3 separate regions of the Homo sapiens genome follow, and all the other regions are linked to region 1. Evidence: chromatin loops called from intact Hi-C (ENCODE). Cell type or tissue: GM12878. All regions are shown on one strand. Region 1 has its middle 310 kb from the start of MIR548AB. Region 2 has its middle 400 kb from the start of MIR548AB. Region 3 has its middle 440 kb from the start of MIR548AB.

The links. Hi-C counts contacts between places; a loop is a spot of excess contacts. Peaks named below come from ENCODE experiments on the same cell type or tissue, not always from the same donor. Only the 100,000 strongest peaks of a DNase experiment are listed, where the experiment ranks them.
Region 2: a loop joins it to region 1, with 2.9 times the contacts of the local background. A loop is called at or near these places in 1 of 110 quality-filtered maps.
Region 3: it touches region 1 in a loop (2.3-fold over the local background); 1 of 110 quality-filtered maps calls a loop at or near these places.

The regions. Positions count from the first base shown.
Region 1 is chr3:103,216,826-103,219,325 of GRCh38, forward strand. No RefSeq gene overlaps it. Among named protein-coding and RNA genes, the nearest start is that of MIR548AB, 310 kb to the right of the region's middle. RefSeq lists an enhancer at 1,410-1,649. In GM12878, no CTCF peak of the experiment used is centred here; a DNase peak (open chromatin) is centred at 1,506.
Region 2 is chr3:103,125,273-103,127,772 of GRCh38, forward strand. No RefSeq gene overlaps it. Among named protein-coding and RNA genes, the nearest start is that of MIR548AB, 400 kb to the right of the region's middle. In GM12878, no CTCF peak of the experiment used is centred here; DNase peaks (open chromatin) are centred at 949 and 1,188.
Region 3 is chr3:103,084,546-103,087,045 of GRCh38, forward strand. No RefSeq gene overlaps it. Among named protein-coding and RNA genes, the nearest start is that of MIR548AB, 440 kb to the right of the region's middle. In GM12878, no CTCF peak of the experiment used is centred here; a DNase peak (open chromatin) is centred at 1,126.

The DNA.
Region 1 (2,500 bases):
GGAATAGAGGATATGTAGACATCCTTTGTGAATTATAATTTGATGACATGGAAAATCATGAGAAGCTTTCTTTATTTTAGTTTAAAATATACTTTAAAAATCTGGCATTTGGCAGAATATTGATGTCTAATTATGGACATTTAGCTCAAATCAAGATATCGAAAATAGAAACAGCAAACTAATACATTATTCTGTGAAGATGTTAGCAATAATTGGATACATATTTAACAAGAATTCAGAAATATGTTTTCAAATTTACGTAGGTGCTTATAGTGGCTGATAAAATATTTTCCAGGACTAATCTAATAACACTCGACTAAAAGGTGTATTACGGAATGTGTTTGTTATCAATTGACAAAGTGAAAAACATTGAAGTTACATTTTTTTACCTTTATTAGATATATAAGATACTAGTAAAATAATGTCAACTTCTTTTAGATACACTCAACTGTTAGAAGAATGTGTCTGCCATTAGAAAAACATCTTTCTAATAATTTATTGGTTACCTTTGTTTCATGAATTTATATGTACTTTAGTTACTATGGAAATATTTTGTTTTTACTGGTATTGATTTTTAAGATAATTTTTGAAGTGTTTAGAAGTATGGACATTGTAATCAGGATTCCCGGAGTTTTTATTTTGGCTTTGCTATTTGCTAGGTATATGAGCTTGAACAAGTGATTTCACTTCTTTCAGTTTCAATTTCTTCAGCTTTATAATACTTATACATATATTATAGTGATACATGTAAAAATCTCAGTACCTTGTTCCTACATAATAAATGCAAATCAAATGTTGATTGTTATTATTATTATACTGTTACTATTTGAATTAAGGTTTTATACAAGAATCAGATTTACAAGTCTTATCTCCACTTTATATATGGATTTCTACAATGAAACCTGAAGAGACAGGATAGGACATAATATTCTGTTCAAGATACAATGTATAAATTCTGTTTCAATTAATAATCTTGATAATTTTAGGTAGCAGCATTTCATCAGATTGTGATTGATGTTACCCTGTAAAAAGACAAATAAAGAGTTTATCTTTGAAGTAAAAAAAAGTCAACTCTGTGTGTTCATCTTTCCAATATTAGCACTGTATTTAATCATCAATAAATAAATTTATTTTATTGATCTTTATTCTTTCATTCAAAAATATTTATTGCATGTCTATTAGGTGCAAGAAACACATTTAGACCATAGCAATGAACCAAACATCATAAATTCAACTGAGTGGAATCAGATACCTAAAAAAATAAAATACATACTATATTAGAAGGACTTCACTACTATAAAGAAGAATAAGACCAGAATATAGAGAAATGAGTTTGTGTGGTGGTGTTGGTGAGAAAGGGATGTGGTAAATAGCAGCTTTAAATGGGGGGGGGGGGCAGGGAAGACCTCACTGAGAAAGTCACATTTAAATAAAGATCTGAAAGAGTAGGGGAGTGAGCCATATGAACAGCTGAGAAAAGAGAGAACAGAAAATGCCTCAGTCAGAGGCATTCTGTGGGTGTGTGAAAACAGGAAGAAGGCCAGTGTGGCTGAAACAGAATGAGCAAAAGCTAGAGGAGTAGAAAGCAAGATGAAAAGGGCCACAGGGGAGAGAGCTTGGAGGGCCTCATGGCTGCAGGAAGGACTCTGGCTTCACAATGTTGTTATGAGACTTCCACAAAGAATACTCATAGACCATAACGGCTTCATGACCATAGGACATTTGGACCTGTGGAGACAGGAAATATGAAGCAGTAATTAAACAGTAGAATATGTAATTTCTTATTGTGTAGATTAAATATATGTAAAAAGTAAAAGTAGATGTATATAAGTAAAACGTTTTTTTATTTGTTTGTTTTTCTTTACTATGTAATCATTGCACCCAGTAGAGCAAGCTGTGTTGTATGTTATCCTGAAGCAGCTACATAGCAATGGAACAAACTATGACAAAAGTGTTTGCTGTGAGCCAAAGCAAACCTTTGGAATACCAAAGATGGAGAGAAGAAGCAGTCAGAGGAAACAGAAAAGATTTTCTAATGGTTACAAATAAGGCCAGAATTGTATCTGCAGATGACATCAGCTCACTCCTTTTCTCCACTTTCAAACTTTTCTTATTCTATATGACTAGAGATAAAAAAGAAACTCTGTCTACCTATTACCACATAAGGAGATAAAGCAACACAAGCAATGGCTGAATCATCAGAGAAATGACTCAAGAAATGGAGGAAGATATTAGAGAAACATATCGCTTAGTCTCAACTCAGAAGCCACAAGCTCTCTCTTAGAGAGACAGCACCAAGCTTTCTAAGTTTCATGAAAGATATTCTAACACAAAAAACATTTGAGAAGAAAACTAGCCTATTTTTTTAAAAAATAGAAGATAAAAATATAATGATAAACAAACATTAAAGAAACAAAAATAGAAAAAAGAGTGAAAACACAGCAAATGACACCATGATAGGCTTGAATAAATCACAGAGAGAGAATGTAATGGGAAATCA
Region 2 (2,500 bases), 92 kb before region 1:
TGTATTTACTTTTGAAAAGAGCACAAATACAAATAATACTAAATAATTTTCAAATAGTTGATCTTCTATAATAAAAATATGACACTGAGAAAAAAACAAGTAAACACACAAAAATAAAGTTTGAGGAGAAAAGCTACTAGTATTTATAGATTTTCAGTCCAAGGAAATAATCTGATCTAGTAATCCGAAGACTATTGTAATTAGAAACAGAAGACCTGGTTCTTATTATTGTACAACTTATGAAATCTTGATGTTTCAATTTCTCTTTTGAAAATAGGCGTCATAATTTCAGTACTGTCCAATTTATAAAGCTGTAGTGAGGATCACATGAAGTCACTCTTTTCTGAACTTCCCTAGTAATAAGTATCGCCTGTTGCGATTGTGAAATTTATAACTGTCCAGACTTCTCCTCTAGAGATTTTGATCTGCAGGGAAATAAGTCTGATCCCTAAATTAAACTATTAGCAAAAGTTCCAGGTGGATTTTACGTTGTAAATTTGTAGACAATACTAAAGGGATTTATTTTGGAATTTTTTACTGATAAAAAGTAGTGGCCAGGCGCATCGGCTCACACCTGTAATCCCAGCACGTTGGGAGGCCAAGGCAGGCAGATCACAAGGTCAAGAGATCGAGACCATCCTGGCCAACATGGTGAACCCCTGTCTCTACTAAATATACAAAACTTAGCCCAGCATGGAGGTGCGCGCCTGTAGTCCCAGCTACTCGGGAGGCTGAAGCAGGAGAATCACTTGAACCTGGAAGGTGGAGGTTGCAGTGAGCCGAGATCACGCCACTGCACTCCAGCCTGGGTGACAGAGCCAGACTCTGTCTCAGAAAAAAAAAAAAAAAAAAAAAAAGTAGCAAGGGGTTGTGGTATGGCTAATTTTTAGCCAGAGTGCATTGGCATGGCCTTTACTGTTTTACAATATAGAAATTAGTCTGACCAAGTTTGCCAGTAACCATCCCTGGCAGCAGCTTGTCTCATCCCTAACTACCAAGGTCCTGTTTCCTACTCTCACCCACAGTAACAGCTGGACTAGTTGGCGTCAAAGTAAGTAGCCCATAAAACTCAGCTTCAGACTTCAGCTGCAGTTTCTCTGTGTTGTTCCACTCCCTGTGCTACATTGGTTGGTAAATGTTTATAGTGTCACCTCCTGGTCAAAGCACATGTTTTGTAAATCCATGGAGAGGTAGTCCAATATCTTTGAAGTAAAATTGTGTGTGGTTGCTAGAGTGTCTAAATAAAGTCTAGAAACAAATGAACACCACAGAGACAGAGTGCTCACATTATTTCAGAGGTTTGGTTTGCTTGGGAGCTAGCTTTTTTCTTTCAATTTCAAAATATATTTCAAGGTAAAATTAGTAGTTATTTTCTTCCCGAATAAATGCAATAAAAAAGATAATAATATGAAAGAATCGAAGGACAGTAGATAAGAAAGTGTGGAGCCTTCAAGGTAGGTGATATAAATGCTGGCAGCTTAATAGTAGACAATCAGTGAAGGAGCAAGTGAAAGAAAAAGGGAGAAAGAGGGAGAGCTGGAGAGAGAGAGAAACCCATTCATAGATATATAGAAATACACAAAGCGCAGAAGAATGAAGTATGTGAATATTGAAATATATAGAGTATGAAGACTATTTTGCAAAAACAAAATGTATTTTTGACAAATTGCAGCAAGAACAGCAAAGTCTTTGAAAGAATTATTGAATAAATTAAAAAGCTTTTGAAACTGTGCTACAGTATTACATCATAAATATGCAAGACACAAATGATTACTTGCAGTAGGATTTAAAAACTGTAGAGGTTTCTGAATATGCATATAAACGTATGCAATACAAGGAAAAAACTGGGAATATAATGAACAAACTCTAGATAAATTAGCATGGATTTTTTTTCACTGGAAGTGCTGAATAATCTTGAATTGCAGAACAATGAGGGAACAAATGAGAATAATACTAGTAATTCAAAGAATGTACTGTTGTTAGAACTTGTGGTCTTGAGACTATGATAGGGTGGGGAGACAGGGTCTAGCATCTAAGAACACAGCTTATACGGTGGTAAGCTGGGATTTCCCCCAAAACCACGCGGAGAATAATAGATATAGGACCTATTCTCTGCAGGAGGCTTTTATAGGTTCCCTCTGTCATGATCTGTGGATATATAAACTGCTTAAATTGCCAAGAACAAATGGAAATGGGACATTAATGATCTCCTACTAACACGCTGATGAGAAGAACGCAATTGTTAAAGCTCACTTTATAGTTGAATGTGTCAATGATTAGCTGAGAAGTTTAACTTAACTGCTTAGTAAATCACCTTTTAAGTTTATATATAACATGATTAGTTTTTCCAAATCATTTCAATTTGCTTGAATTTCTAATTAAAGAAAACAAACAAATTAGGTAATACAGGAAATAGAGATACTTTAATCCAAGTGACCATACAACTATGTAACTACTGGGCTATAAGTGCCCAGAGTAGAATAACTTGATCAGTCCATTT
Region 3 (2,500 bases), 130 kb before region 1:
ATTTCCCTTTGGTCTCAGGTAGATTGTTTGCACTATAAAGTAATCCCATTAAGCAATCAAACAATAGGACTGCACCTGCCAGCTATCACAGCAAAGACAGGGAAGACCCACATCCCACATCAACTCTTCTGTGACAAACACAGTATCAATTCATTATATCATCTTGGAACTGATCAGCCAGGGAAGTAGTAGTTGTTTGGTTCCATTTATGAAAAGTATGAGTGCACATGTTTTAAGAGTTTTGTATATGCTCTTGTCCCTGCAAGCTTATATAACAGGAACTTAAAGTACAAGTTAAAAGTTGTTAAAAGGCATTTTTTTCACAAAATGCCCTACAAAACATGGCATTAATGTTTACTTTTTACTATTATTCATTAGTCTTGTGAAGATTTAAGGGATAAAAGTACCATAAGTAAGGTAACACGAGTGTATAAAGGTGTATAAAGACCTGACCCCAGTGTCTGAAATTATAATAACTCTAAGGGGCTATCTCAGCTTCAGAGTCCACAGAGGATTGGCTCAGGCCTTGTGGCCACTATACAGAGCCCAAGATCACTTTCTGTCCGATTTTTATTTCTTCTCTTCTTTGGTACACTTCTTTCAACAGCCAGGAAGGTCATTGGAAAAGGGCTGTCTTAGAAATGAGGCATAATGTATTTGGGGGCAGCTTCCTTCAACTCAGGCAACTCCCAAGGATCTTGACAACTGGGTACCTGTGGGAATACATCCTAAATTCCTAAGAGGTACACCTGAGCTTGGGCTCACACTATCCATGAAACCAGTGTAATAGCTTAATATTCTGCCAAAGTATTGCTAGCCACTTTAACACAATATGTTATGGATAGCTTATTCTTTATGTTGACATTTCAGGCTGTGTGTAATGAGTGTTATTGGCTGAGGAAACTTGACTGAATTTTATCATTTAACCAACACCCCTGGGAGAGAGAATGAAGGCTCTTTGTGGTATGTGGCATGTATTACTGATTTTTCTGGCTTAAATGCCAAGAACAATAACTAGCACTTAGATTTGACAGGTATTTGTGAAGTTAATGAGTGACAAGGATGGAGAAGTTAATAACTAACACTTTTTTCATGCTTGCTGTGAACCAGGCAGTGTTCTACATTCTTTGCATATTTAATACTTTGAGCCCTTGCAGCATTGCATTCCAAAAGGCACTACTGAAACTTAAAGCACTGTGACACAGGATAGTTAGGGAACTTCCCATGACCACTCAGGTACTATGTGTTGCAGCTGGCATTCAAACTCTAAGTCTCTTACTCCAAAGTCTGTGATCTGAACCACATGCATCTACTTGTGAATATTATGCTTCACTTTGCTTATAAGGACTTTTTGCCATATCTGGGTCTAGATTCACTAATCCAGTGATGAAGTAAAAGTTTTTTATCAGGAATTACCAACTATTTTTAACAAGAGCTAACAGAGTTTTTTGACCAAATCTGAATATTTTAATGGAATTGCACTCATTCATGTCAATCATTTATCTCTTAAGATATTTGAATGTGATGCTGCTAAAGAGTTTTCAGATTGTCCCTTCTGACACATGTGCTCATCTATAGGTGCTGAGATCTGGAACACAACAATCATAATCACCTCAGTCCATAGGCCATCTTTTCTATGTTGTTGCATTAGGGCAATTGATTATTTCCCTATTTTGCACTGAAGGTCCTGCAGCCCAGGAACTTTCTTAGTTGGAGGCTAACTGGAATGGTTTCTTACTCTATGTTATACCCTCATTCTTCTTGCGAATGTCATTGCCTCCTACATCTATTTGACTTAAGAAAGCCAAATAGAAGGAAGAAGGGATTCACTGATAAATGTCCTCTTGGCCCACTTTCAGGAAGAATAATTGACAGTGAAAGGAGGAGGAGTTTAGAATCTCCAGATCTTACACTAAAAGTTTTGTGTGTCCCTTTTGTGAGTGTTGGCTATATCCCAGCTGAGTACACCCACTGCAGCCAGAAATTTTCAGAAATCCCTCGTACCACTTTCTTGCTCCTCCAACCTTCCCATCCCTCAGTCTTCTATATTCCAAAAAAAAAAAGCTTAAAGTTTATTTTTTCCTGGACTCACCATTCTTTCATAATTACTAAGCATACATATCAATAGTTAGAATTATGTCTGCCCTTAAGTATGATCATATTATTTTTCATAAAAATAGTTCAGATCATAGTGTTTTACAAGCCCTGTTTCAATTTAACATGCCTTTTCCTTTTCGTTTTATTCTCTCTCTTTTTTATTTTTATTTTTTATTATACTTTAAGTTCTAGGGTACATGTGCACAACGTGCAGGTTTGTTACACATGTATACGTGTGCCATGTTGAGCGTTAGGAGATATACCTAATGTAAATGACGAGTTAATGGGTGCAGCACATGCCATTTTCAAAGTAAAGTAAAAAGGTGTTATTTTGTTTGAGCTGTGTGATGTCAGTAATGATTTAATGATGTTAATATCTTATTGTTAGAAAAAAGAAAACAAC